2 separate regions of the Homo sapiens genome follow, and region 2 is linked to region 1. Evidence: chromatin loops called from intact Hi-C (ENCODE). Cell type or tissue: CD4-positive, alpha-beta T cell. All regions are shown on one strand. Links, peaks and the distances in the headings refer to the core of each region. The heading gives the core; the rest is flanking DNA.

Region 1 (15,356 bases), core at 3,941-11,940:
GGAAGTGGAGGTTGCATTGAGCCAATATCATGCCACTGCACTCCAGCCTGGGTAACAGAGCAAGATTCTGTCTCAATAAAAACACAAACAGAAAGAAGTTCTTGAATCAATGAATTTAATTCATATGTACAGTAACTAGAAAAAGATGAGCAAAATAAGCCCAAAGCAAGCAGAAGAGAGTAAATAATAAAGATAAGAATAGAAATCAATAAAATTAAAATTAGAAAAGTAATACAGAAAATTAATAAAGAGCAGTTTCCTTGAAAAGATTAAATTGACAAACCCCTAGCAAGAAAAGCAAAGGAAAAAATAAAAACACAGTTACCAATGTGAATAATGAAATGGAATACCACTACAAACCCTACAAGCATCAAAATGATATTAAGAAAATACTGTGTACAATTCTACACTCTTAAATATAACTTTAATGAATCAATTAATTCCTTAAAAAGCAGACTGAATAGGAAATAATCTGAATAGCTCAATAACTATTAACAATATTGGATTCATAATGTTAAAATACCTGAAAAATAAATCTCGAGGCCCAGGTTGTTTCCCTGAAGACTTCTAACATTTAAAGAAATGGAAACTATAGACTGAATATCCTTCATGATGATAGATGCAAATGTTCCTTTTTTTTTTTTTTTTTGATAAAGGGTCTCAGTCTGTTGCTCACGCTGGAGTGCAGTGGCGCAATCTTAGCTCACTGCAACTTCTGCCTCCTGGGTTCACACCATCCTTTGACCTCAGACCCCCAAGTAGCTGAGACTAAAAGCACATGCCACCATGCTTTATTAATTTTTGTACTTTTTGTAGAGATGGGTTTCTCCAGGTTTCCCAGCCTGGTCTGGACCTCCTGGACTCAAAAGATCCTGCTGGCTCAGCCTCCCAAAGTGCTGGTATTACAGGCATGCACCACTGTGTCTGGCTGATGCAAATATTTTTAATAAAATGTTGGCAAATATCATTCAGTAGTATATAAAAAGATTATATGCCATGACCAAGTAAAATGTATTCCAGAGATGCAAGAGTAATTCAATATTTGAAAATCAATATAATCTACCGTTTAACAGGTTAAGAAAAATTACATACCACATCAATTGAAGCAAATAAAATATTTGACAAAACCCAACACCCTTTCATAATAAAAACTCTTAGAAAACTACGAAGAGGATGGAACTTCCTTAACTTGATAAAGAATATCTACAAAAATCTACATCTAATGTCATACTTAAGGCACGAATGTCTGCTCTTGACACTATTATTCATCTTAGCATTGCAAGCTGTAGGAAGTACAGCAAGACAAAAAAAATAAAAAAAGAAACAGAAGTCATGCAGATCAGAGAGGAAGAAATAAAACTGTACCTACTTATAGATAAAATTGTCTGTATAGAAAATTCCAAGGAGTCTAAAAAAATTTTTGGAGCTAATGAGTGAATCCAGAAAGTTTACAGCATACAAGATAAACAGAAACATCAATTAAATTTCTATACATTAGCAATGAAAAAGTGGACACATAAATAAATGCAATCCACTCACAATCATTAAAGAAAAATAAATACATAGGGGTGAATCTAAAAACATATGTCAGGACTTGTATGCTGAAAAGTATAAAATGTTGGTGAAAGAAATAAAAAATCTAAATAAATAGAGATTATGTTCATGAAGTGGGAGACTCTATATAGAAAAGATGTCAATTTTCCCCAAATTGATATACATTTTGAATGAAATTCCTACACAAATTGTAAAAAAATATATTTTGTGGGTGTAGACACGAGTATTTAAACACTGATATGGAAAGTCAGTGGTAACAGAATCACTAAAACAAATTTTAAAATAATTAGAGTGGAAGGGATCAGTCGATTCTATTTCAACACTTGTATGGCTGTAGTAATCAAGACTGTGTCACGTTGGAGGAAGTGTAGACATACAGATCAGTGGAATACTAAGAATACTAAATCCAGAAAAAGACCCACAGAAATATGCTCAACTTTAATATAGGTGCACAAGCAATTTAGTAGAGGAAGCACAGCATTTTCAACAAATGGTGCTGGAGCATTTGAACATCCACAGGCAAAATTATAAATCTGAGTCTCATACTGTCTGCAAAAATTAGCTCAAAATGGATCACAGACTTAAATGTAAAATATAAAACTTTTACCAAAAAAAGCACAATAGAAAACATTTGGGATCTAAGCCTTGTGAAGTATAATTTTCAGGCTTGACACCAAAAGTAAAATTCATAAAAAAAAATTAAAGGAAAAAATGATGTAAGATATAAGCCGTGGTTAAGGTGAGGGGCTTAGGATCTTTAACAAGAGCCAAACATACTCTGCACTCATTCATTTTCATACAAAGCCCATCACCTTGGCGATGGCCATTCACAGCTTGCCCCATGATATGGTCTGGATTTGTGTCCCTGCCCAAATCTCTTGTTGAATTGTAATCCCCAGTGTTGGAGGTAGGGCCTGGTGGGAGGCACTTGGATCATGGGGGCAGATTTCCCCCATGCTATTTTTGTGTTACTGAGTTCTCACCAGATCTGGTTGTTTAAAAGTATGTAGCAACTCCCTCTTCACTCTTTTCCTCCTTCTCCAGCCATGTAAGACATGTCTGCTTTCCCTTCACCTTCTGCCATGATTGTAAGTTTCCTGAGCCCTCCTCAGCCATCCTTCCCATATAGTCTGTGGAATTGTGAGTCAATTATACCTCTTTTATTTATAAATTACCCATTCTCAGGTTGTTCTTTCCAGCAATCTGAGAATGGACTAATACACCCCACCTAATCTCCCTTTGCCCGTCTGTGCCCTGATCTTTGCCTCATTGGTAGACCTGATGGATGCACCATCCAGTTCCCTTGCCTCTGGACCCTGGATGAGTCTGACCAGTGGGAAGCATCAGCAAGATATCAGAGGGCAGAAAGAGAGAGAGAGGTCTTTTCTTCCCATTTCTCCCTTGCCCCATGCGTGGTTCTGCGGCATCTCTGTTCCTCTTGACCACAACCCTGCTGGGATAGAGTCAACTCCACAGTTCTGGCCCATGCTGGCTACAGGCACACTGCTTCCGCTGCTGACCTATTTAGGCCTGGGAGGCCTGATAAAGCTCCATTGCCCCATAGTGCTCATCTCTGAGCCCCTTGGCTCCACCTACACCTCTCTAAGAGGTCCTTTACCACCTAGATTTTATAATCCCAGGTGAACTTGATCACTGTTTTCTGTCCACAAACTTAATAATATGACCTTCACTTGCACAGGAAGGCATTATTTTGTCTTTTTTTTTCCTTCCTGATGTATAATTGTTCTGCCTTTTTTTGGATTGTGGGGAGGCACTCTTCATAATCTCAGTTGAGCATGGACATCTTCATGTTTTCTTTTTGCATTTGTCTCCTTTCCTTCTCAGGGTTGCACTCATGGTCACTTACCTGCTAGGACAGGGGCAAGGTCTTCAGGTTGTCATAGGACCTTGCCACTAACAGTGTGGTCCATGGACTAAGAGCATTGGCCCCACCCAGGAGTTGGTAAGAAATGCAGAGTCCCAAGCCCCACCCCAGGCCACTGCCTCAGAACCTGCACTTCAGGGGATAGCATATGAGCCATGCATCCGTTAAAGTCTAAGGACTGTTTAAGGGATTGGTTCTCCAATTAACATGCAAAAATTATCAGACACAGGCCAACACTGTGGCCTCTACCTCCCAGAATTATTTTTAAGGTTGGATCACCATAGATAATGCCTGAAATAGTTTCTAGCAGATAGATGGAGCCCAACAACCAACCATCTTAATTCTTACAACTGCCCAAGGATGCCCAGCTTGACAGGAGAAAGTCAGGCCTTTCTGTCATCTCTGCCTTCCTGCGTTGTTGAAAAAGTCAAAGAAATGATTTAAACAACAGTGCAAACATCATGGTTTGTGATGCTGCCTTTTGAAGGTATGCGGGAATGCATGCTGCCACAGGTAGTGCCTTCATCAGATCTTTGAGGCCCACGAAATGGGGATGGGAGGGTGTGGGGAAGAGGGAGGAGGATGTTCCCTTCTCTGAAAAAGAAAAAGAATGTCCATTACCCATCCCTACTGGAGCAAGTGCTCTCTGCACCACATCCTGAGCTGCCTCTCCTCCAAGGAGCCTGAGCCGGGACCTGTGGTTGGCACAGCCTAGAGCACCAAGGATAGCTGTGTGGAGGGGCATATGTCATACAGCATGGGGCTGCTCCACCTGGAAGAAGGAGTGTCTTGATTTCCCTTCCTTCTCCAAGGGGAGGTCAAGGGATGGAGAGAGTAGATGCTGCAACCCAGCTCCAGTTCTTCTAGAGCAGAACTTCACTGTGGAAGGGCTCCCTTTTCCCCACTACTTATCCCTTAAGAGGGGTCGTACAGAAGTGAATTCATGACCTTTCTGCGCCACTTGACTATCGCCATGCCTGACTCTCTGCTTGGCCTGTTTGGGAAACCAGACCTGCCCAGCTCAGGGTTCTTCCTCTTCCTCTCTGGAGTGGGCTTCCTGCTGTGAGTGCAGGGGAGACATATTCAGCCGGACATGAGGGACTGGGAAGAGGCTTGCTGGAGCCCAGGTGCTAAGTGAGCAAGAATTGGCTTGGCTAAGAGATGCAAAGTGGCACTGCCCAACCTATCCAGTGTGGATGTCCTAAAAATGACATGGTGACCGAGGGGTTCAAACTTGAGAAGGGCAGATGCTATGGAAAATACGGGGCCTTCTCATGTTCCCCACCATAGTCATCAGTTCTGGTGCTGTTGGTTGCTGAGATTCATTCAGTGCTAAGTATAAGTCAGGAGCTGGGGATAGAGGTGAGCAAGATGGATGGCTCTCACATACTGACCTGCCAGTCAGACCAGCGCATGCAGAGGAACCCCTGGGTGAATTCAGCTTCCCATAAATTCTATGAAACAGAGCTGTGTTGGAGAGTAACCAGGCAAGGGCCTGGCATTCAGCTCTTGCTGTGACATTTGAGTTGGGACCTTGCGGCGTTCTGGGGATGCAGGTTTCCAGAGGAAGGGACAGAGCCCCCAGTGTCAGAAAAAGGAGCATCTATAGGGTGTATGGCCCTGGAGAGGGGCTATGAGGATGGATGCTGGGGGGCGGAGGAGGACCACAGTGGGATGGGCCAGAGAGGCAACTGGAGACTGAATCAGGGTCCTGCTGTGTCCTGTGTCCAGGGGCTGCCGAGCTCCCTGGATGTGTGATGAGCTCTCAACTGGCTTTCCCAGTTCTGCCAGGGCTCCTAGGAGAGGATCCCCTCCCCTGACCTCGTGCTTCCGAGCTGTGGCCTTGCAGACACTGGGTCCCCTGAGGCCCTGGCCTGCAGGCTCACTTACCCTGAAGTCAGTGTGCATTTCAGACTGGCTATGCCCTGCATTATTGTTTTTTTTTTGAGGGGCTTGACACCAGCACTTCATTATCCATGCTCAGGGCCCTCTAACGACGCTTCTGCACCCCTTGGATAGGATGTGTATAGGCCGAACAGCAATTCTTGCATTCCTTGTATTGGAAATAGAAGATTTGCCAATTTTACCATTTGTTTCATGGAAAGATCTCAGCTATTTTTGGTGTTTCATTTGTTTGTCTGTTATTATCTTTTATTTTGTTTTGCTTTTTACTATGCTGACAAAATCCTGGGGGCTCTGCAGAGATTCCTCAAGGACACCACTCCTGGGAGAAAATGTTTGTCTTGGTAATTAAATTTATCTACGTTGTACTAGTTTGCTAGGGATGCGGTAACAAATGGTCAGAAACTTCCTGGCTTAAACAACAGAAATGTATTCTCTCAGAGTCTTGGAGGGTGGAAGTATGAGATCAGGATGTCGGCAGGGCTGGTTCCTTCTGAGGCCATGAGGGAGTCTGTCCCAGCCCTCTCTCCAGCACCTGGTGGTGCCGCCCATCCTTGGAGCTCTTCGGCTTATGGCCACACCACTCCAATCTCTGCTCCATCTTCATATGACTCCTACTCTGTAGCTCTGTGTCTCTAACCTCCTTCTCCTTTCTTTTATGAGGACAACGTTTATTGATTTCAGGATGATTTCATCCTAAGATCCTTAATTTGAATCTGCAAAGGCTCTATTTCTAAATAAAGTCACATTTATATGTACTGGGGTTTAGGACTTGGACGTGTCTTTTAGGACACACTCCTCAACCACTCCACACGTTCTCGGTATGCTTGGGTTCATAATAATAAGGATACTACATCAGCACTCATATTGCCTGGGAGCTTAACTTGCACTGCTTTTCACTCAAGACTCAGAAAAAATCAACCCAGTAGGCCCAGTCAAGTGGATGGAGACAGAAAGTTCAGGGAAGGACAGGAAGGCCCTTTGGCTCAGTTCTTTCCTTCACAAAGGTCCTGCCATGTAAGCCTTTGAGGACGTCTTCAGATTTGCCTGCACACAAAAAGTCACAATGACATAAAATAAAAGACAAGCTGATCAATTATTATTATAGCCATTTTCAGATCACATGATCTGCAGGGCTCTACGAGTTAATATTTGGTAAATCCTATAATTGAATTATATTGTGATTAGAAACAGAAATTTTCTTTTTATAGAAAAAATTAAAAGAAATTAGCATTTTAAAATTATTTCTGAATAATTCTATTTCTGTTTTAGCTGCTTATGCTTTCTTCTGTTTCTCCTTGTTCTTTTTAAGATAGGAATGGTTCAGGGCTCACTGGGTCTTTGCAAGTCTCTGAGTATGACTTTATTCTCTATTTTATAGCTATAGAAGCAGAGAATTGGAGGATTCAATAGTTGAGCAGGACTGCAGGGCTTGAATCCAGTTCTTGTGCACTCCAGAGTAGCCAATATGCCACATAGTCCTGTGTCTCGTGTACTCAGGAACATTAGAGAAGGTTTGTCACTGGACTTTTCAATTAAGGAAGTTTGCACCTAATGCAGACTTGTGCAGAGATTTGGGGAAGCAGATAGGAGGGGGTGGAGTGGAGACAGTGGTTTCAGGGCATGTGGGACAGGGTCAAAGCCACCATCCTTCCAGCCCCTGCCAGGTCAGTGTCTGTGCACACTGGCCCCAGCAGTGGGCTATGGGCTGCTTATAAATCTGTGGGTTGAGGGGTGGAAGGTGAAGGGGGCTGTCAATAGGAGGAATGTTTAGTCCAAGCCAAAGAGAACATTAGGCTCCGGGGATACCTTCCCTTCTAGGGGAAGCAGAGTCTCACGTTTAAGTGCTCAAACGTTCTGCCTCTGGAGACTGTCACAGTTAAAAGTTCTGGGCTGGGAGATGACTGGACAAAGGTTGGCCAGGCCTCAGGATGGGAAATCTGGTGTTTAAGTGGTCTCACTAGGAAGTCCTTGATTCTGGAAGCTGGGTCAGGAAGACACAGGCTCTCACAGGGCCGGCTCCCTGTCTCACACCCACTCTGATTAGGATAATTTTGTTTTAGACCAGTTCCAGTGAATACCAAGTTATTGATTGTTTTCTTTTTAAATTCTATTTTATTATTTCCTAACCTGATCTTTTTAAAAATTTCAAATGTTCAGAAAAATTAAGTGTGTGTATTTTTTTCATAATTGAGATTTTATTTGTTGTGTTGAGGATCAGTATACAGACATTTCAATTTGTATGCAATTCTTAACATACACACTGAAAATCTAAAAAGCCATGTATTGTAATTTTTTTAAAGTTATTCCAGTGATGCTCCCGCTTCAAATTCGGAGGCAAATTCCTTAAGAGGCTATCATGTACCAGTATCTACACATGTCGATAGACTGTTTCACATGTCCACCAATTCACAGTTGAATAGCATATACACTGTCTACTCCAAATTTCAACTTTTACAGCACACTCACAAAGTTATTAGGAAAGCAGGACTGTCATGATCGAAGATGTCACAGAGTGCACACAATTTTGATAGGAATGATCATGATCAGGGAATGGTTTTCTTTAATAAACAATTCTACCAAAAAACAACATGGGATTAGAAGTAATTTTAAATGTTCACGACATTAAATGCAGGACTGTGACTCCATCTTGCCAGTTAGTATGCTTTGTACTATAGAATAAAAACTAACCCCCCATTTATGGAACATTAAGCTGAAACCCGAGACTGCCAAAGTCCCCCACAATTCTCTATGTCACAATATTTTTTTGATTGTACCAAAAAACAAACAACCAGTGAATGATTTAACCTGTTTTTAAAAAGCATTTACACTTAAAAAGTGGAATGAGGTGGAATTATCTCCTTTTAAAAAATGTTTCTAGAGCTACTGAAAAACTTGCATTTACAAAACAGTTGATAAAAATATTCATCTGGATAGCACAAAAAGGGAGACAGGGACCTCTGATAAGACATGGTACATGATATTAATCAGACTCGGCTTCTTTCTCTCTGGCTTTATCAAAGGCTGGACTCTTCTCTGTTTTAGTTTCTTCATTTTCTGAAGGTAAATCTTCTTTAATTTCTTGGTCAGCCACTTCAGCCTGTTTTCCCATTGCTCCCGTTTCCCTTTTGTTTGCACTTTTTTGTCTGAAGATTTATCCTTTCCTGCTATTCACCCCATACACACCCCGCCCCCCACCCCCGCCACTTCTTGGCTTTATTTCCACTTTTTCAGGAGCAGGTTTAGCTGACAACCATACCGATCACCTCTTGGGCTCTTCCTTTACTGTTCCTTTGGCTGAACTGATTTTCCTCTTGGTTGTCTTGGTGGTGGGGAGGACGCATGCCTGGTGCTTGTGGACCAATGTGTGCTGAGAGCCTTCTTGATGCTGGGCTGCTCAGCTCCTGCCCTAATTATTTAATTAAAGCTCCCCCACCACAGCAGAAGGCCAGTAATCTCTGTGGACATTGAAGATATGCTGAATGAATCCATCCATTTGAACTGGACCCAGAAGGCTAAGGTCATCCTTGCTGCTTCATCATTTCACGTAAATGAGTGGTAAGCCTACTAGACTGCAAATATCCAATCAATTTAAAATAAAAAAAAAAACCAAAAAACAAAACAACAACAACAAAAAAAAAAAACGGCGTTTGGTAAGAAATAGAAGCTTCCCAGCTTCTCTCTTTCAGCCCCTTGGCTCTTGCATTAATTGTTTCTGTGAGGATTATTCCTGTTTTGGAAAGTATCTCTTTGGTCTTGCTTTTTGATGCTTTGAGAGGCTGATAAAATATTTCATCACAAACTTCCCGGGAGGAGCTGATGCGTCTGTGATTTTTCTTAGGTCAATGAATTACACAGCCTGTTTGACCATGTTTAATACCTAATGCATGCATAGTTTACTCCTGAGCTCAGTGGTTGGAGAGGCAATGAGCAGTGGAGGAAGGTTATCTTCAAAGGTGCTATCTGGGTTTTAGAAAGCACAAAACAATAGACACGTCAAGTAAAGTGATGATGTGAAAATTACTGCAATTATCAAGGATAAATACATTTGAATTGGAACACCCTCAAGGACAGCTCATTCTTGGCTCAGTCTTCCCTCCTGTTTTGAATCTCCATTTGCAACTTTGGTAGCTGTCCATGAAGACCAATGGGCATGAGTCGAGGCAGGGATTTTTCTTATTTTTGTTTTTGTGGAGAGTGAAGGCATCACATTATTATTAATTCATAACTCTGAATCAGTTAAGGGAGGGGATTTTTTAAAATCACAACTAAACAAGGTTGTGCCTGACTTTTGTAGGTGCTTATGACAAAGAATAGACACCTGAGCTTTGTATGTGTTTCCAACCAACCCTCTGCTCATTTTGTTCTGTCAAAAGTATCGCTTTTCCCAATCCTGCCTATGATCCTAGAGGCTCCACTACAATTCCTTCTTGATTCTGCTCCAAATCAGATAATTGGTCCCCCTCTGAACATAGGAGCACCTGGTTTTTGGTGCACATCACTTTTTATGTTGTCAAACTTCTGTTTTGCTGACTCATTCTTCTTCCCTCTCTCCTCCCCTCAGCAGCACACGCTGTTATTGGGAGTTTCAACTCATTTTATGTGAGTGGTTTACAGACATTTCCATTAAGGAAGTGGAAGGAAGAGTCCAAGAGAAAGAAAGCACAGAAAGGGAAGGAATGAAAGTGCTAAAAAAAAAAAGAGAAGAGAGTCTAGGTGATGTTTGCAGGTTACAGAAGGACAAGGGAGAAAGAATCATCCCTTTAAGATCATATTAGAGGATGTCTGCAAAGTGTCTGCTGTGTAGATTCAGGTCTCAACAAATGGTGGCCATTATTAATTCTATTCTATTGAATGTAGCAAGGTCAAAGATGTGGTTTTGGTCACAGCCAATCCAGAGATCTTCAAAACAGAGTCACCTTGCCCAATGTCTGGTAAAATAATATGTAAATGAGTCAGTTTGTTACTTTTCAAAAAAAGGCTTATGTCCTCTTCCTCCCCAAAAGTGGAATATCTATTGTTGGATCTAGGAAATTTTAAAATGTTTAATTATTAAAAATAATTATTTGATATATTTCTCTATGCTTGTGAAGATTTCCTATGTAATTAGATGAGACACCTAGAAGCAGACACACAGATTCTAAAGAACATAACTTTTAAGAAGCTTGACTCCTGCTGCCAGTCTGTTCCTCAGAGATTATAACACCCTGTTCATGATTGACATGAGATTAACTACTCTTTCCTAGTGTACTAAGAAAACAATTGCATTCTTATTTTACATTTTTTAATTTCTACTTAATTCAATTTTTAATGTGTAACTTCCAGCAAAATTAGTGTTTAATTTCCAGTGAACTTCATTTTTAAGTTCTAGTGAGTTTCAACTTATTTACATGTCAAGTAGCCATTTATATTTATTCTTCTGTGACTTTACTCTGAGGAGGTGTATTAGTCTGTTTTCATGCTGCTGATAAAGACATACTCAAGAGGGGATAATTTATAAAGAAAAAGAGGCTTAATGGACTCACAGTTCCATGTGGCTGGGGCAGCCTCACAATCATGGTGGAAGGGGAAAGGCACGTGTTACATGGCAGCAGGAAAAGAGAGAATGAATGGCAAGTGAAAGAGGTTTCCCCTTATAAAACCATCAGACCTTGTGTGACTTATTCACTACCATGAGAACAGTACGGGGGAAACCGTCCCCATGATTCAATTATTTCCCACCAGGTCCCTCCCACAACATGTGGGAATTATGGAAGCTACAATTCAAGATGAGATTTGGGTGGGGACACAGTCAAACCATATCGGGAGGCAGTATTTGTGATCTTATCTATTTTGATCTCTTCATGTATTAAGAATATTAATGTGCTTAATCTATAATATTTGTTGGACTTTTTATCACTGTATGCCGTGTGCATAGACTTTTGAGTATTTTGATATTTCTCCACTGTTTTTTTTTTCTTTTTGGGACGAAGTTTCACTCTTGTTGCCCAGGCTGGAGTGTAATAGTGCGATCTTGGCTCATTGCAAACTCTGCCTCCAGGGTTCAAGTGATTCTCTGGCCTCAGCCTCCCGAGTAGCTGGGATTACAGGCACCTGCCACCACACCCATCTAATTTTTGTATTTTTAATAGAGATGGGGTTTCATAATGTTGACCAGGCTGATCTTGAACTCCTGACCTCAGGTGATGCGCCTGCCTTGCCCTCCCAAAGTGCTGGGATTACAGGTGTGAGCCACTGCACTCGGCTTCCACTAATTTGAAATTTGAAAAATTTTCTCTAATCAAAGAGTAGATCTATATGCATCTCTATTTTCTTCTAGAACTTCAATTTTATTTATTATTTTCACCTTTTTTGTTAGCTTATTGTCAGAAATTTTAAATTTATTTACTATTAGTTAACCAAATCTCTCCAAACCATTACTAAATACTTTCTTTTCTCGCCAACTGGTGAATTTTTACCATCCTACATGAAGTTCATTTATATCAGGACCCATTGCTTGACTTCGATAGTATAAATATCTCTGTCCATTCTTATCTAGAATTGTCATAGTTACATATTAAAAGAGTGATTTAATATCTGGTACAGTATTATTATAATACATTTTTTAACTGTATACTATATTCTCACCATAAATACTTAAATGATCTTAGTGATTTTTTGATAACCCATGTCCCAAACAATCCCACTGAGCTGGTATTGTGTCCTTATTAGAAATGCTGTTTATTTTCATTTAATGTCTTCATAATTATTGCTGGTATATACCAAAGCTTTTGTTTTCTGTTCTTTTTTTTTAAAGTCTGATCACTATATTCTACTCTTTTAGAACAAATCCAGTAGTATTATATAAGTATTTTAGGTGTACAATCATGTAATCTTATAATCTACAAATAATGACAGTATTATCTATCCTTTTTAAAAAATCTCTTTTGATAGATTCACTTTGATGCCTTCTTAAATTCAATTGTTAAGTTAAACAATATTGATAATTCTAGAGTGCATATTAATGATAAAAGCCTTTACCTTTATGGTAAACTACCTAATGCTCTTTAATTTGTATTTTACTCTATTTTGTTCTAAATTCTTTTCCCAAATTTTTTAAATTTAAAAGTGTGTTAGCTTATTGCTTGCATGTGATATGTGAGAATTTATGTTTATAGTTTTCAGGACATTAGAGACTTCCAGCATTTCCATGGCCATACATTTTTTTTTTAAAGACTTGACTCAAATGAAATAATGCATTTTTAATGTGAGGGTGAAGGAGATGTGAGAGGTCAGAGGTTAGTCTCCACTCATAGTGATTAGGTCTTGTACTCTAGCCTAAGTAGCAGTTTTTACATTTAATTTAATTAATTTATTTCTGTCAGCTGTTGGGGCAGCAGATGGTTCTTTTGATTACAGCAAAGCAAAGGTAGGAAGCAGAAGTCTCACAGACACTCAGAAACTCCAGGAGGGGGACTAGGGGAGTGGTGCTGAAGTGCCAGGGCTGGCAGGTCTCTGAGGACCAGTTGAAGGGAGGTATGTTCCCTCCCAGGAGGCTCATAGGGGCTCAGCATGTCTCTGTTTTCACTGTTTCCAGGGTGGAGGGAAAGGACTGGAGTCCACCCTCATACCCCTGGATGGCCAAATGCCAAAGTCCCTGCTTTTAACCTCAGAGCTGCAGATGGATCTCCACTGTGCACTTGTGGTTGGATTCCAGCCTCCAAGCACGTCTGAGTAACATGAGCCACACAGTGAGGCCCTGGCTGGGAAGATGAACAGGAGGCCACGTAGGCCTCCAGGGCCAACCATTTCTACTCAGGCCTGGGAGGATGCACAATTCTCCAAACATGAACAGAATGTGAACAGTGACCCAAGCTCAAATCCAGATCTTCAGATTCCAAAGTGACTGGCTGTTCTGTGCTGTGCAGAATGGAAATTATACAGTAATATACACTCTCTGGAAAATATCAGGAAACGAAGGCCACCTGTGTTGTCATGCAAGCCTGAGAGACAGAACCCAAATATAGGCTGGAGAAATGGAAAAAGGCTGCCTGAAGGGGAACAAGAGGCTCCGGAGGTCATACTGGGTCAGATGAGCAGCTTTCAGTCATGTTCTCTGCCAAAGCCCCCAAAGCCCGCCACAAACCTGCCTCCCGAGGGCATAACACCAGATCTGGGGGCACCAGGACACAGCCACCGTGTGGTGTGTTGTCATCAGCACCACCTTCTTTGCTGCTGGTGGTCATGGCACAGGCTGCCCATTCTGCAATCCAGCCCCAGAATCCCTTCAGAGCCTGGGGTTGATTTTTCCAATCCCAGCTTTTCAGTGGGAACAGAGCTCTGCTCCCTAAGGAGAGGATTCTCAAACAAGCAAGTGGTTAAGATACTGGCATCTGAAAAAGAATGGCAAATGTGCATTGCATCATTATAATCTGAAGTTCAGCTTGTTTATCTAACACTTACTTACTGAGGATCTATTCTGTGCCCAGCATGGTGCAGAGGAATATGATCCATGGGGGAGTGTCAACTTGGCCAGGCCGTGGTGCCCACTTGTTTGCTAAAACACTAGTCTAGATATTGCTATGATGGCGTTTTGTAGATGTGGTTAACATTTACACTCAGTGGACTTTAAGTGAAGGACATTATCCCTGATTCTAGGGGTGAGTCTCATGTAATCAGTTAAAGGCCTTAAAAGCAAAAAGTGAAGTCCCCCTACCCAAAAAAAGTCTGTCAAGACTATAACATAGAAACCCTCCTTGGGTCTGGGTCTCCAGCTTCCTGGCCTGCCCTGGAGATTTCAGACTTGTCAGCCCCCATAATCATATGAGCCAGTTCCATGAATTAAATCTCTCTCCTTTTTCTCTCTCTCTCTCTCTTTTTTTTTTTTCTTGAGACGGAGTCTTGCCCTGTCGCCAGGCTTGAGTGCAGTGGTGCGATCTCAGCTCACTGCAACCTCCGCCTCTCAGGTTCAAGCGATTCTCCTACCTTAGCCTCCTAAGTAGCTGGGACTACAGGCGCGCACCACCACGCCCGGCTAATTTTTTTTTAGTTTCAGTAGAGATAGGGTTTCACCATGTTAGCCAGGATGGTCTCGATCTTCTGACCTCATGATCTGCCTGCCTCGACCTCCCAAAGTGCTGGGATTACAGGCGTGAGCCACCGCACCCAGCTCTCCTTTCTCTTTTGTCATATATATTTATGTATATGTGTGTGTATATACATGTATGTATCTCCTACTGGTTTTGCTTCTCTGGGGAACCCAGAATGACTACTGTCTTCCTGGTAGATGCACACAACTGAGAAATGAAACAGATCACTGTCAAAGCGTGCATTATCATAAGTGATATCAAGGGAAGAAAACAGGTTGTTGCCATGGAGAACAACAGGAGAATACCCCAAGTTAGATGGTGTAGTCTGGGCTGACTTCTCAGAAGAGGTGAGTTAAGATGCAGACTTGAAAATGCAGAGATGGCTCTTGAATTAAGAGGGCTAGTAGGAACACAACTAAGGGAATGTACAGAGACACTGAGAGTGTCTCAGCCCCCCACAGTCTGGAGGGCATTGAAGAGTGGAAGAGGAAGGACACACATGTTTATGGGAGCCTGCTCAGTACCTAGATCTGGGGTAAGCCCTGTACATAGAGTATGGTTTTTCAAATTTCATCCTTGCCACTTCAGATGGGGATGGTTTTATAATCTCATCTTACACATAGAGAAACTTGCCCAAAATGTTATAGCCAGTAACTGGCCCAGCTTTTATTCTAACTCAGTTTTCTTTAATTCCAAGACTCTTTTCCCTTGTTTTGTCCAAAGGATGGAGACAATTTAAGATGTTTCTCACTTTTGAAACAGCTGCATACTTTGCTTACAGTTGAATTGCAACCCATAGATCAGTGATGCTGTAAAAGCATATTTTCTCTGCTGCTTCAAATTTCTTGGATATCTGAATACGGAATCATTTTCTGCACAAACCAAGCGAACATTCATTTTTACATTAGTATGAGTCTGCTGCTGAGAGACGGGAAAGAAGCAAACAT
Region 2 (15,356 bases), core at 2,814-10,813, 60 kb before region 1:
AACCCATGTTTCAGTTTAAGTCAGGAAGAGACCAATGTCCTGGCTGAGGCAGCCAGGCAGGAGGAATCTCCTCTTGCTCAGTCTTTTTGTTCTATTCAGATCTTCAATTGATTGGATGAGGGTCACCCACAGAGGGGAGGGCAATGTGCTTTATTCAGTCTATCAACACATATGTTCTCATCTAGAGCACCTTCAGAGATACACCCGGAACAATGTTTGACCAAATAACTGACACCCAGTGTCTCAGTCAGGTTGACACAAAATTGACCACCACAACTACTATAGTACATTTGTTAACATTAATGAATCAATATCAATACATTGTTATTAACTTAAGTTTGTTATTAACTTAGGTTTATAATTTATATTAGGGTTTAGTCTTCCTATTGTGCAGTCCTAAAAGTTTTGGCAAAAGTATAATGACATGCACCTGCCATTGTAATATCATACATGATAATTTTACTGCCCTAAAATTCCCACTTTTTCAAAGTGGGTTGTAGTTGGAATTGTATAGTATGTAGACTTTTCAGACTAACTTGTTTCACCTAGTAATAGCCATTTAAGTTACTTCTTATTTTTTCATGACTTGATAGCTTATTTATTCTCATCACTGAATAATATTCAATTGTATGGATGTAACACAGATTATTCATTCACCTACTGAAGAACATCTTGGTTGCTTTCATGTTTTGGCAATTATGAATATCCATGTAAGGTTTCTCTGTGGACGCAGGTTCTTCACCTCATTTGGATAAATACCAAGGAGTGTAATTGCTGCATTGCCTGATAAGAATATGTTTGGTTTTTAAGAAGCGGTCAAACTGTTTTCTGAAGTGGCTGGACCATCCTTCATTTCCACCAGCAATGAATGAGAGTTCCTGTTGCTTTACAACCTTGCCAGTATTTGGTGTTTGCTGTTATTTGGGTTTTTGCCATTCTCATAGGTGTGTGATGGTTTCTCATTATAGTTTTGGTTTGCAATTCTACAACAATACATGATGTTTGACATCTTTTCATATGTTTAATTGCCATCAGCTTATCCTCTTTGGTTTCTGTTCATTTTTTTTCATTTTTTATTGAGTTGTTTGCTTCCTTACTGTTGAGTTTTAAGAACTTTTTATATATTTTGGATGCAAATTATTTATTAATAAGTGTTTTACAAATATTTTCTCTCAGTCTGTGGCTTGTCTTCTCATTCTATTGGCATTATCTTTCACGGAGTAGAGATTTTTAACTCTAATGAAGTCCATCTTGCCATTTTTTTTTTCCTTCATGGATTGAAGTGTTGTATCTAAAAAATTGTCACCAGATCCAAGGGCACCTGGATTTTTCCTACGTTATGTTCTACAAGTTCTATAATTTTGCATTTTACATTCAGATCTATGATATATTTTGAGTTAATTTTGAAAAGTTGCAGTCTGCATCTAAATTTACTTTTTTTTGCATATAGAGATCTAGTTTTTCCAGCACCATTTGTTCAATGTACTGAATCCTCTCTGCATTGAATTACCTTTACCTTTACCCTTTTGTAAAAGATTAGTTGAATGTATTTGTATAAGTCTATTCCTGAGCACTGTATTCTGTTCCATTGATCTATTTGTTTACTATTTCACCAATATCACACTGCCTCGATCATCGTTTATAGTTAGTCTTAAAGTTGAGAAGTGTCAGGCTTCCAATTTTGTACTTCTGCAGCATTTTGTTGGCAATTCTGGGTCTTTTGCCTTTTCATATAAGCTTTAGAATCACTTTGTTAATAGACACAAAACAACCTTTTAATTTTGGTTGAAATTACAATGAATCTATAGATCAAGTTGGCAAGAACTTATATCTTGACAAGATTAAGTTTTTCTGTCTCTCGAGATAGAATATCTCTCCTTTTATTTAGAGCTTTGATTTCTTTCATCAGAGTTTTGTAGTATCCTCGTATAGATATTATAGATAGTTCTTTAGATTAATACTCAGGGATTTCATTTATTTGTGCTAGTGTAAATTCTGTTGTATTTTAAAATTTTAAATATCAACTATCTTTGAAATGAATTGACTTTTGTATATTAATATAGTACCTGCAAACTTACTATAATTACTTAGTTCTAGATTGGTTTTTGATTTTTTTGAGATTTGTACATAAACAATTATGTCATCTGCAAACAAAGATGGTATTATTTTTTCTTTCCTGTTCTATATACCTTTGATTTATTTTTATTTTTTGTTTCACTAAGTAGGATTTCCAGTATCATGTTGACTAAGATCAATGAAAGGATACATCCTTGCTTTTAACCTGATCTTATGAGGAAAGCAACTGGTGTCTCACCATTAAGTATGATGTTAGTTGTAAGTTTTTATGAATGTTCTTTATGAAGTTGAGGCAATTTACCTCTATTTCTACCTTACTGAGTTTTTATCATGAATTAATATTGGATTTTGTCAAATGCTTTTTTTTGCATTATTTTTATAATGAATATATAATCTTTATTATTTAGTATGTTGATTTATTGATTAAACTGATTGATTACCTAATGTTCAAAGGGCTTTTCATACCTGGGATAGATTCCACTTTGTTATGGTGTATAAACTGTTGCATTCAATTTGCTAATATTTTGTTATCTATGTTCTGTCTATTTACAGGTTTTTATATTTACGTTCGTGAGAAATATTGGCCTATAGCTTTCCTTTTCTGTAATGTCTCTGCTTGATTTTGTTTTCAGACTAATGCAGTCTTCATAGAATTAATTACTAAGCAAATTACTCTCTTGTATTTTTTAAAAGAGATTGAATAATATTTGTATAATTTATTGGTGAGTATTTCACATGAGATTGAGAAAAGTCTGTACTATGCTGTTGTTGAATGAAGTGTTTTATAGATATCAATTAGGTTCAATTGATTGGTGGTGGTGTTCATTTCAACTCTGTCCTTACATATTTTCGGCTTGCTGGGTCTGTTAATTATAAATGGAGAGTCATCGAAGATTTAACTAAAACAGTAGAGTTGTCTATTTCTCCCTGTAGTTCTGTTTACACTTAAAGTATTTTGAGGCTATGTTGTTAGGTGCATACACATTGAGGATTGTTATGACTTATTGGCCACTATATTAGTTTGTTTTCACACTGCTATAAAAAAACTACCTGAGACTGGGTAATTTATTAAGAAAAGAGATTTAATTGACTCACAGTTCCACAGGCTTAACAGGAAGCATGACTGGGAGGCCTCAGGAAACTTACAATCATGGTGAAAGGTGAAGAGGAAACAAGCACATCTTACCATGGTGGAGCAGGAGAGAGAGAGAGAGTGAGAGGGGAAATGCCACACACTTTTAAACCATCAGATTTTATAATAACTCACTATCATGAGAACAGCATGGGGTACACTGCTCCCATGATCCAATCACCTCCCACCAGGTCCCCTCGACCCCCCACAAGTGGGGATTATAGTTCAAGATGAGATTTTTATGGGGACACAGAGTGAAACCATATCAACTACTTTATCATTATGTAATGTCCCTCTTCATTTCTGTTAATTTTCCTTTCTCTGAAGTCTGCTTTGTTTGAAACTTATATAGCTACTCATGATTTCTTTTGATTATTGTAATCATAGTATGTTTTTCCTTATGCCTTTACTTTTAACCCTTTTGTGTCTCTATATTCTTATGGACAACATATAGTTGGCTTTTGTTTTTCTATTCACTTTTAAAGTTTCTACCTTTTAGTTGGTATATTTAATTGATATATTAGACCATTCACATTTACTGTGATTAATGATATAGTTGGATTAATGTCTACATTACCTGTAACTGTTTTCTATTTGTTGCCCTTGTTCTTTGTTTGTATCTTATTTTTTTGGTCTTCTATTCTTTTCTGCCTTCTTTGGTTTTACCTGAGGGTTTCATATGATTCCATTATCGATTCTCTTTTACCATACCAATTATAACTTAATATATTATTTTATTTTGTTTGTTTTATATTTCATTTTACTTGTTGCCCTAGCATTTGCAATATACATTTGTAATTAATCTAACTCCACTCTTGAATAATGCTATAATTTGAGAGCATGCATTATCTACTGATAATTAATGCTGCATTATCTACTGATGTTTAGATAATGCAGATACCCTGTAACTGTATATTCCTAATTTTTTCTCCTGTTCCTTATAGTATTTCTATCACTCATTTTACTTATCTATGCTATAATTAGCTAGTACATTGTTGCTAATATTATTTTGAAAAAAACTATTTTCTCTTACACTAATTAAGAATAAGACAAAATATTTTAGTTTGTCTTGATTTTTTTTTTGTTTTTTTTTTGAGACAGGGTCTTAGTCTGTTGCCCAGGCTGGAGTGCAGTGGCACAATCTCGGCTCACTGTAACCTCTGCTTTCCCGGGCTCAAGTGATTCTCCAGCTTCAGCCTCCTGACTAGCTGGGACTATAGGCACAAGCCACCAATGCCAGGGTAATTTTTATATTTTTGTAAAGACAGGGTTTTGCCATATTGCCCAGGCTGGTCTTGAACTCCTGAGCTCAAACCAGTCTGCCTGCCTTGGCCTCCCAAAGTGCTGAGATTACAGGCATGAGTCACCACACCAGGCCCTTTCTTGATTTTTTTAAAAAAATGCTCTTTCTTTATTAATGTAGATACAAGTTTCTAACCTGCATCATTTTCCTCCTCTGAAGAAGGTATTTTAACATATCATGAAAGGCAGGCCTCCTGGTGACAAATTCTCTCAACTTTTATCTGAAAACATCTTTATTTCTTCATTTCTGAAGGATAATTTTACTGGATATGGAATTTCAAGTGGGTGTCTTTTCTTTCAATAGTGTAAATATTTTACCCCACTCCTCTTTCTGCTCACGTGATTTCCAGAAAGAATTCTAACATAATACATTTCCTTGTTCCTCTCTGGGTAAGGCATTTCCCTATCTGTGGCTTCTTTCAAAATTTTCTCTTTCTCTTTGATTTTTCTGCAGTTTGAATATGATATGCTTAGATGCTTTTTAAAAAAACAAACAAACAAAAGGCTCTATCCTGCTTGGTTTTCCTTGAGCTTCCTAGATGTGTAGTTTGGTATCTGTCATTAATTTTGGAAAATTCTCCATTACTTAAGCCATTATTAATTCTACTAATTTTTTCTGTTTCTTTTTCTCTTTCTTCTTTTGCTATTCACATTATGGATCTACTATACCTTCTGTAATTTTCCAACGGTTACTAGATAATCTGTTCTCTGTTTTCTTATTGTTTCTTTCTTTTTGTCTTTCTTTTGCTTATTAAGTTTGAGAAGTGTCTGTTGACATGTTTCAAGCTCACTGTTTTTTTCTCCAGTTGTGTCCAGTCTACTGATGATCCCATCAAAGGCTTTCTTCAGGTCTATATTACTTTTTTTTTCTTTTTTTCAATCTCTAGCCTTTCTTTTTTATTCTTTCTTACAGTTTCCATCTCTCTGCTTATTTTTTCCATCTGTTATTGCTTGTTGATTACTTTTCCAATAGCATCCTTAGCATATTTTAATCATAGTTAATTTACATTCCTGGACTGATAAGTTTTATAATCCTTGGTGTATCTGAGTCTGATTCTGATATTTTATGTCTTTAAGGTTTTTTGTTTTTATTTTTGGTTTTGTTTTATTTTTGTTTAGCTTGTTTTGCTTTTTAATTTATTTTTGCCTTTTTTATGCCTTGTAACTTTTTTTTTTGAGAGCCAGACCTAATGTGTCAGGTAAAAGGAACTGAAATAAATAGGCCTTTAGTGTGAAGTTTACATTTATCTGGCTCAATTGTAGGTGTGTATACTGTTTTCTCTTGCTCTAGGTGCCAGAAGCTAACATTTTCTCTAGTATTTTGGATTATCTTTTCCGTTGTCTTGGATCCTCCTCATATAGAGTTTGAATCTTGTGGTCATTTTATCTGTAATTCCCTGTTATTATACAGAAGGCTAACTGATGTGGAGGTGGCGAGGGGGGTGTCTCCTGTAATACCATCATTCAATCTTAGTCTCTTAGTGAGACTGTGCCTCTGGGCTGTGACCTTTAGAATTACTTCCTAGCTCCCTCCCGCCTCCATTTAGGTAGGAAAAGAAGGCTAGAAATGGCTAGATTTTAGTATTTTCCTTTCCTTTTCCCAAGTCAAAAGCTAGCAGGGGTTGAGTTGGATATTTTTATTTCCCCACATTGGTAAGGCAATAAGACCCAAGTCAGCTGGTCTTGAGTGAAATAGTTTGCCTGTGGGCTGGACTTTATTAAGGAAAAAAGAGTTCTTTAAGCATATTTCAAAATGGTTACTTTTCCTCCCCTCTGCTGGAAGCTTGAGGGAATTTTTCTGTAATAATTCTGAGAACCTGGTGGGGCTCCTGGAGGTAACACGCAAGAAAGAGTGTGGATCCCTCTAATATTCGATCCCTTGGTGTTTTTAACTTTCAAGCTAGTCCACTTTGGGTCACCAGTATTTGCTAATTGCAGTTCAAGTATTAGCTCAGCTGTGGGCCTCTGCTCCTGGGCCTCTGCCCCAGCAGGCTATGATTCTTGGTACCTGCCTCTCCAGTTTTCCAGGCAGCAGTGCCCTATGGCCTCTATTATCTGACGGATCTGAAAAACATTATTGATTTTCAGTTTGTTCAGCTTAGTTCTAGTTGTGTGGGTATGAGTGGTGGCTTCTAAGCTTCTCTCTATTTTAATAGACTAGAAACTGAAAGTTTATATATTACTTTTTAACTTTGATGTGTTAAAGTATAGAATTATTATCTTTTGTGATTTCTTCTATTTTTTAAATGTAAAGATCTTTTTCTATTGAAAATATTCAATATCTATAGAATATTTTTCCTTTTTAAAAATAAGATATTTATGCTTTTATTTTTCATATTTAAAGTCAGGTGGAAGATAAAGTATTAGGAGAGATAAAATAATTTGATTTTAATTACTAATTGGAAATGCAGTTTGGGAAGAAGCTATGTAAATTTTAAAAACATTTGTTACATTACTCTATGGAAATATGATTGAAGGGTTGATTCTTAGAATTTCATTAAAAACACAACAAAGTTTGAGAAGGTTGAAAGAGGCACAGTTTACTTCATTCACCTAAAAATTCTCTCCTATTATCATTCACCATTTCTGGTGCATCCCTTCCTATCCTACCTTAAGCTGCTTACTGGTGAGGATCTGTCTTTTACTTTTACTATCTGTTGTTAGTGTGGAAATTAATGGTCAGGAAAATAAGTATAAATTTCTAATGCTAAGTTAAGTTTTTGATATTGCTGCATTTCCACAAATTGTTGTTAAACATGTTAAATTTCTCTCTAAATATTTCCCTGCTTTTTAAAACTTGTATCAAATAGCTGAAATGTGAGGTCTCAATACAATGACACAGAACTTTTCTCAATGAGCTTGCTTGAGATATTTCGTTTAATTCATTTGTATTTTCTGTTGTTTTAATGACCAGTTAGTAAACACTAGAATGAAAGACCCCAAACCTTGCCCAGTGTGTTTGAGAAATTATTGAAATAACTGTTGCTTATTTGTGTTCAATTCAGTTATTTTGACCCTTCAAAGAGATCACGTGACCGCTGATCTTCCTCTTCACTAATCAATTTGAAATGAGGTAGAATAGAAAACACATTATTTTCTAAAAGTAATTCTGATTTGTTCATCGTAACAAATTTAAAAAGCATAGTAGAAAAAGATTAGAATCAAATGTGGTTCCTCCTGCTTTGTCCCACCTGCCCTGGACGTCTTTGTCCCCAAGCCACACACATACAAGAGGACACACAGGCATGAACTTAGGGGTTTTGGTAAGCTCTGTAGGAACTCTAGCCTAGTCTCCTCAGCTGTAATGTCATGTGCTGTGAGGAGTTGATGAGATGACTTAGGTGCAATTACAGAGTTGGCCCGCAATGTTCTTTGTCTCCTCTTTCTGTCTGAGTGCTATGCCTCTAGCCTTGTGCTCATCCATTATTTAGGGAACATCTTAAAAGTGTTTCTCTGCCCAGGGAGAAGACACGATTTCATCTGATGTCAGTAATGTCTGTAAGGTTTAATATAGCAAAGAAAATCTGCATTAAAGACTGCAAACTAAGGGCTTGCATTTTGGCAGTTATTAAGCCTAACGGAAAGAACATGACCTAGGGATTTGGTGGTCTAATTTCACCTTTTGGACTAGTCATTTTTCTGACTGTGTATACTTGAGCAAATTTCTTAAGATATTCAGTTTAATTTCCTTATATATAAATTCAATTAACTTTCCTCCCTATGTTCCCACTAGAATTACAGAAAACCATGCCTGCCTAGAATTGGTACAGTAACTAAGCTCATACTAAATACTGAAAATATTTGTCTTATTATTAAAATTGTTAAAAGAAGCAATTATAATAATTATCATATCTTTCTGATAATAAAGAAGAGAATGGAAATTACCTGTCAAACTTTTTTTCTGTAAAGAACTGGACTGACAATCTTATATTTTGTAAAATTCCCAAAGCTGTATAAGAAAGACAACTTAATCATAGAGAGTCAAGTTCAGCAGAAATATACTAAAATGTAAATTTTAAATCACTTTATCATGATGCATTAGAATAAATTCTTTTCTATTTAAAACAATCTTACTTGCTAGAACACTTTGACAAAGTCGTTTCTACTTCTGAACACGAAGCTGCTGTGGATAGGTCCAAAACAATACTTAGATTTTGAGTTTATAATAGAAATTTGGAGAGTCCAGTTTCTAGTCTTATCTAGACCCATGGCAAGCCATTTCAACTTTGATGAAAAAGATTTAACCTATTTACTTCATAGAAGGGCTTTAGAGAAACAAAAAGAGAAAGCATACTATAATTCTTATGTTTTCAGACTCTGTTGTTAGGTACAGAGCAGAATTTTGAAGATGCATTAATTCTTTCAAGTCATGAAGGCAGTGTACAAGAGCAAGTTACAAAATGGCGGCCTGAGACCAAAAGAACCAATGAATTATCTTACAGAGACTTGCTTGTTTTGCTTCCTCTTTTCACAGTAAGTTATCTCAATTGTCCTATTTTTAAGTTTACTGATTATTTCTTCTGTCTACTCAAATCTGCTGTTGAACCTTTCTGGTGAATTTTTCACTTTAGTTATTATACTTTTTAGTATCCGAATTTCTATTTTGTTTTTATACTATATCTTTATTGATATCCTTGACTTGTTTGTACATCATTCTCCTAGTTTTCTTCAGTTCTTTATTAATTGTTTTTTCTTGCTGTTTGCACATATTTCAGCTGGTTGATTTAAAGTGTCTAGTAAGTTTAATGCCTGAGTTTCCTTGGATACAGTTTCTGTAAGTTTATTTTCTTTTTTTTTCCTGTGAATGAGCCATAATTTATATATATATATATATATATATATATATATATATATATATTTTTTTTTTTTTTTTTTTTTTTTTTTTTTGAGATGGAGTCTTGCTCTGTTGCTCAGGCTGGAGTGCAGTGGCACAATCTTAACTCACTGCAACCTCTGCCTCCTGGGTTCAAGCGATTCTCCTGCCTCAGCCTCCTGAGTAGCTGGTACTACAGGTGTGTGCCACCACACCTGGCTAATTATTGTATTTATAGTAGAGGTGAGGTTTCACCATTTTGGCCAGGCTGGTCTTGAACTACTGACCTCAAGTGATCCACCTACCTCAGCCTCCCAAAGTGCTGGGATTATAGGCATAAGCCACCATGTCCAGCCTCCAATTTTTTTTATATGTCTTATAATTTTTGGTTGAAATTTGGCACTTTGAATGTAGTAATACTAGAAATTAGTCTTTCCTCCACTTCAGAATTTGCTATTGTGTATTGTTGAGGTTTGCAGTCATCTATTTGTTTAGTGACTTTTCCAAACTATTTTTGCAAAGAATATATTTCTTCTCGTATATTGCCACCACAGTTTCTATTCTATTATCTCATCAGTTAGCCAGTTACCTGACAGAGAGCTGATGAAATGCTTGGAGTCTAAAAGAAAAAAAAAGTCTCCCAATCTTTGAAGACAGGCTCTGACTGAGGTAGTCCTTTAGGTCGAGCCATGTGTGACTCTGCCTTAGCCTTCACTTTCTGTTTACATGAAGCCCAATATTAGACTTACAATACTACGGTACTCTTAGATTTTTTCTGAATGTATGTCCAGTCCTGAGCATAAATAGTATACTTCATATTTCCTGTTACATCTGGAAACCCTTCAGAATATATATTTCCCCAAAGAAGCTTCCTTCTCAGCCTCCTTCTTCCCAGGCTTGTGGTAATCTTTGTTGCTTGCCTCATCTATGGTCCCATGCCCCAGAGCTCTATAAGTAGCTACTGTATGTCTTAAATTCTTTAATCAGATGCTTCCTGGAAAGCCACTCCAGACTGAGGGGCGCTGCCATGAGCCTAGGGATTAGGGAAAGTTAGATAGGTAAACAAAATGGACATAACTATATATTAATGAGACTTTGAAGCCTCTTTCTTCACTAAACACTCCGTTGGTATTGTGAGATTTCCATGGGATCTGAGAATTTTGAAAAAGTTGATATGGTCAGTTTCTTGTCAGTTTAAAGATTGTTTCCAGGGAGAAATCAATTGATGGGGCTTCTTATTTCATCATTTCCATGAAGTTACCTCCTCATTCACTTTCAAGTACTAGTTTATTGATGGGAAATCTGATTCTGCAATTAATATAAATTATGAAATAACAGTAATTGTGATTTTTCAAACCCTATTAAAACACATTTTATATCTTTCTATCAAGTGGTACAAAATATGTAAAGTTATTATGCATTAATAAAAATTTTGAGCAGAACAGAGTATTAGAATCCTTATTATCTGAATGAGGTTATTTTCAAGATGAAAAAGCAGCTGAGAACTGGAAGGAAGGTAAAGCATCTTCTTTGAGCCAATACTGATATTAATACCCAGGCCACCTCCCTTGTGAGGTAATGTCCTCTGCCAACTAAAGCAGTAGCATGTAACATAGATCATGATAAACATTTGTGACAGCATTTTACCTTACTCAGTAAATGAAGGCAAGCCAAGGTAACTGGTGGCATGAAAGTAGAGGAAAATAATTAGTGGACCTCAGAAGCCCTGCAAATAATCCTGTACAGTGACAGTGACCAAAAGTGATCGCAACAGTTTTTAAAGGTTTATTAAGTTGTTCATCTTGATTTTTCCATATGTGGCATATTGTCACAGTAGGAGAAGACTCCTCTTGTGTTTACTCTTTGAAGCATGGGTACATGGCTTTTGTAATCATCTGTGGCAGCAATAAATCATAATTTTAAAGCAATAATTTTTAATTAATTCATTTATTTACTAAGAAATGGCTGTAGCATCATACAAAAGGAAACTGTTATGCAGAGGGCAAAATAAATCCCCCTTCTGCTGCTTAAATGTGGTATAATTAAAATTATTAACATCTTTTTTAAAAGAGATCTTATTTTTGTAAGCAACTGTTTCAGCCTACAGAGCTATCTCTATCACTCATGGAGTGATATCACTCACAGCTGTTAATTTTAAAAAAGTATGTGAGTGTGGGATGGAGATGTTTATATAGTTTTAATGATGCAAATATGAAGGCTTGTAATTAGTGATTTTGGCAAAATAATAAGAATGTGTGGAGCTGAAGATAGACTCTAGGCCTTCTGCTATACTTTTAAGTTTGATTTATTTGTTCATTTATTGAAGATTTGCTAAGCACTATGCTGGGAATTGCAAATCAAAGAATATGTAAGATGCCATCCCCATCCAAGGTAAGTCTACGAATCCAGTTAATAAAATTACAAAAGTCAAGATGATGTCTTTGAAGCAAAGGTGATGTGCTAAATTGCATGCCGTAGACTGGCCCTGCCGCGACCCTTTCTGTATGCCAAAAACAAGCTGGGAATTGCATTGCCCAATATCCCTTCTACCCGTAGTTCCACATTTGAGTGGACCAACGAGAGGCACTCCCCCAGGTGTGAAAAGAGCAGTCCTTATTCTCAGGAACAATCTGCAGGGCTGTGTGGCTGGCCAGCATGGCCCTGAGGGCCATGTGCCTGAGGCTGTAGCTTGAATGAGCTAGTAGGAACTCCCATTGGTTATGGGGATTCTCACAGTCCCCATCCCCAGAGAGCTCATGAGAACCAACTGCTTTGGTGCTTTCAGTCTGAAGCCCTCAGGTCAGCCACCCTAACTTTTGATGGGTACTCTTCTGGACTTCCCATTCCCAGATCTCCCAGTGCTTCTGAAACCTTAATCTTTTAGTCCTTCTGACTCAGCACTGATGATGCATTTCTGTTCATAGACAAGAAGACAGACATCATTAATTTTTAAAAAATTACTATTTGACCTTTCGGAGAGCCAGCCAAGGAATCATGGATGTATGATATTTGACCTAGATTTTGAAGACAGTTTCTACAAAGAGAAAAGTGAGCAATGGCCACGCAGGTGATGAAGACAGTCTTCGAGAAGATGGGGAAACATAGAAACATATGACCTGCTCAAAAGTACAAGAGATTTTGCGTGACTAAAAATGGTATGGGAGGGGCATCCCAGAGAAAGAAGATGCAAAGTTGAGCTGACAGCAGACCTTCAAGCACCTCAAATTCCAGGACAACCAGAAGTCTTTCCTTAAGCGAGAAGCAGAAATGCATTTTGGATATTTTGCAAGAGTTCATGTAAGCTATATTAGTTACCAGAATTAGCAAATAAAAATACAAGATACCCAGTTAAATTTGAATTTCAGCTAAAGATATATTTTTCTAGTGAAAGTGTGTTCCGTGCAATATTTATGACATAGTTATGTTAAACTTATTTGTTGTTCATTTGAAATTCAAATATTATTGGGCATCTTTGCAACCCTTAGCATAATCAGGGCCTTTCACTTGGATTTCCTAATACCAGGGGCTAACAGAATCTTTAAGAGCCAGCTGTCATTATATATCATGTTCATCAGTCATTTTGGGCCTTTCAACCTTTTCTCCATAGACCTAAAGTTAAGAAAAAAGACATATTTGCAGGTTTGTGTGGAAAGCACTCGCTAGAACTGAAGCTCCCTGCAATAACTTTTGAAGTAGCAGAAATGGACTTAGGGCTCATCTGCAGGCACATTGCATCTTTACCTAATCTTCAGACACTGCTTATGGCTTGGATTGCTTAGGCCGTAGATTGATCATTAATCTTTAGGACGGTCCGGTGTGGTGGCTCATACCTGTAGTCCCAGCTACTCTGGTGGCTGCCCAAGACCTTGGGAGCCCCCCACTGTTGCATCAGCATTCCTGGATATGAGACATGGAGTCAAAGGAGATTGTTTTGGAGCTTTAAGACTTAATGACTGCCCTGCTGGGTTTCGGACTTGCATGGAGCCTGTAGCCCCTTTGTTTTGGCCAGTTTCTCACATTTGGAATGGGAACATTTCCCCAATGCCTATACCCCCATTGTATCTTGGAAGTAATTAACTTGTTTTTTATTTTACAGAATCATAGGCAGAAAGGACTTTCCTTGTCTCAGATGAGACTTTGGACTTGGACTTTTCAGTTAACGCTGGAATGAGTTAAGACTCTGGGGGACTGTTGAGAAGGCATGACTGATTTTGAAATGTGAGAAGGGCATGAGATTTGTGAAGGGCAAGGAGTGGGATGATATGATTTGTCTCTGTGTCCCCATCCAAATCTCATGTCAAATTGTAATCCCCACATGTCAGGGGAGGGACCCGAAGGGAGGAGATTAGATCATGGGAGTGGATTTCCCCCATGCTGTTCTCATGATAGTGAGTGAGTTCTCACGAGATCTGATGGTTTAAAAGTGTGTGGCAGTTCCCCCCTTGCTTGCTCTCTCTCTTCTGCTCCACCATGGTAATATGTGCTTGCTTCTCCTTTGCCTTCCACCATGATTGTAAGTTTCCTGAGGCTTCCCAGCCATGCTTCCTGTTAAACCTGTGGAACCGTGAATCAATTAAAACTTTTTTATTCATAAATACCCAGTATCAGATAGTTCTTTATAGCAGCATGAAAACAGACTAATACAGATGATATAGGACTAAACTGTACATAACTAATGTATACAATTTGATGAGTTTGGACATGTGCATAGACCTGTGAAGCTATCACCAAAATCAAGGAAATAAGCCTATCCAATATCTCCAAAAAATTCCCCATGTCCTTATGATTGTTTGTGTGTGTGTGCATGTGTGTGTCCATGCATATATGTGTGTGTTTGTGTCTATGTGGTAAGAATGCTACATGAGATCTTCCCTCTTAGTAACATTTTAAAGTGCCCAATGTTAAATGTAGGCACTATGTTGTACAGAAGATCTCTAGAATGTATTCATCTTGCATAATTGAATATTTACACTCATTTAACTGATCCTCATTTCCCCATCTCTTCAGCCTGTGGCTTTTTTCACTTAGTATAATTCCCTCCAGGTTTGCCCACATTTTTACAGATAACAAGACGTTCTCTTTTTAAGGCTGAATACTATTGCATCATCTGTATATACCACATTTTCTTTTTCCATTCATTGGTCAATAAACATTCAGGTTGTTTCCACATTTTCCTACTGTGAATAAAGCTGCAATAAACATGGAAGTGCAGATATCTCTGCAAGATATTTATTTTAATTATTTTGGATATATACCCAACAGCAGAATTCTTGGATTATATAGTAGTTCTATTTTTTTTTTTTTTTTTGAGATGGAGTTTTGCTCTTGTCACCCAGGCTAGAGTGCAATGGCACAATCTCGGCTCACTGCAACCTCCGCCTCCTGGGTTCAAGCTATTCTCCTGCCTCAGCCTCCTGAGTAGCTGGGATTACAGGCACCTGCCACCACACCTGGCTAATTTTTGTATTTTTAGTAGAGATGGGGTTTCACCATGTTGGGCAGGCTGATCTCGAACTCCTGACTTAAGGTGATCCACTTGCCTTGGCCTCCCAAAGTGCTGGGATTACAGGCCTGAGCCACTGTGCCCTGCAGTAGTTCTATTTTTAATTTTTTGAGGAGCTTCCATATTGTTTTCCATAATGGCTGTACCATGTACAAGTTTTCTAATTTCTCCCTATCCTTGCCAACACTTACCTATTTTTTGATAACCATTTTAATAGGTGTGAGATAATGTTTCATTGTTCTTTTTTATCAAGATTGATTTGGCTATTTGTGGTCTTTTGTGGTTCCATATAAATTTTAGAATTGCTTTTTTCCTTTTTCTATAGAAAATGTTATTGGAATTTTGATGGGGATAGCAATAATTCTGTAGAACACTTTGGGCAGTAGAGACACTTGAACAATATTAAGCCTTTTGTATATATATATTTGAACATATATATATTTTATAAATGTTTTATTTTTTCAGTATACATCCTTCATCTTAGTTAAGTTTATCTCTAGATATTTTATTCTTTTTGGTGCTATTGCAAA

Evidence for each region. Peaks named below come from ENCODE experiments on the same cell type or tissue, not always from the same donor. Only the 100,000 strongest peaks of a DNase experiment are listed, where the experiment ranks them.
Region 2: a loop joins it to region 1, with 3 times the contacts of the local background. A loop is called at or near these places in 2 of 110 quality-filtered maps.

Annotation. Positions count from the first base shown.
Region 1 is chr7:46,627,915-46,643,270 of GRCh38, reverse strand. It overlaps the pseudogene HMGN1P19. Among named protein-coding and RNA genes, the nearest start is that of IGFBP3, 710 kb to the right of the region's middle. In CD4-positive, alpha-beta T cell, for the core only: no CTCF peak of the experiment used is centred there; no DNase peak of the experiment used is centred there.
Region 2 is chr7:46,686,438-46,701,793 of GRCh38, reverse strand. It overlaps LOC730338 (a long non-coding RNA gene), which reads left to right and starts at 4,672. Exons shown (of 3, transcript NR_134575.1): 1 at 4,672-4,791; 2 at 8,825-8,983; 3 at 12,248-13,915. In CD4-positive, alpha-beta T cell, for the core only: no CTCF peak of the experiment used is centred there; no DNase peak of the experiment used is centred there.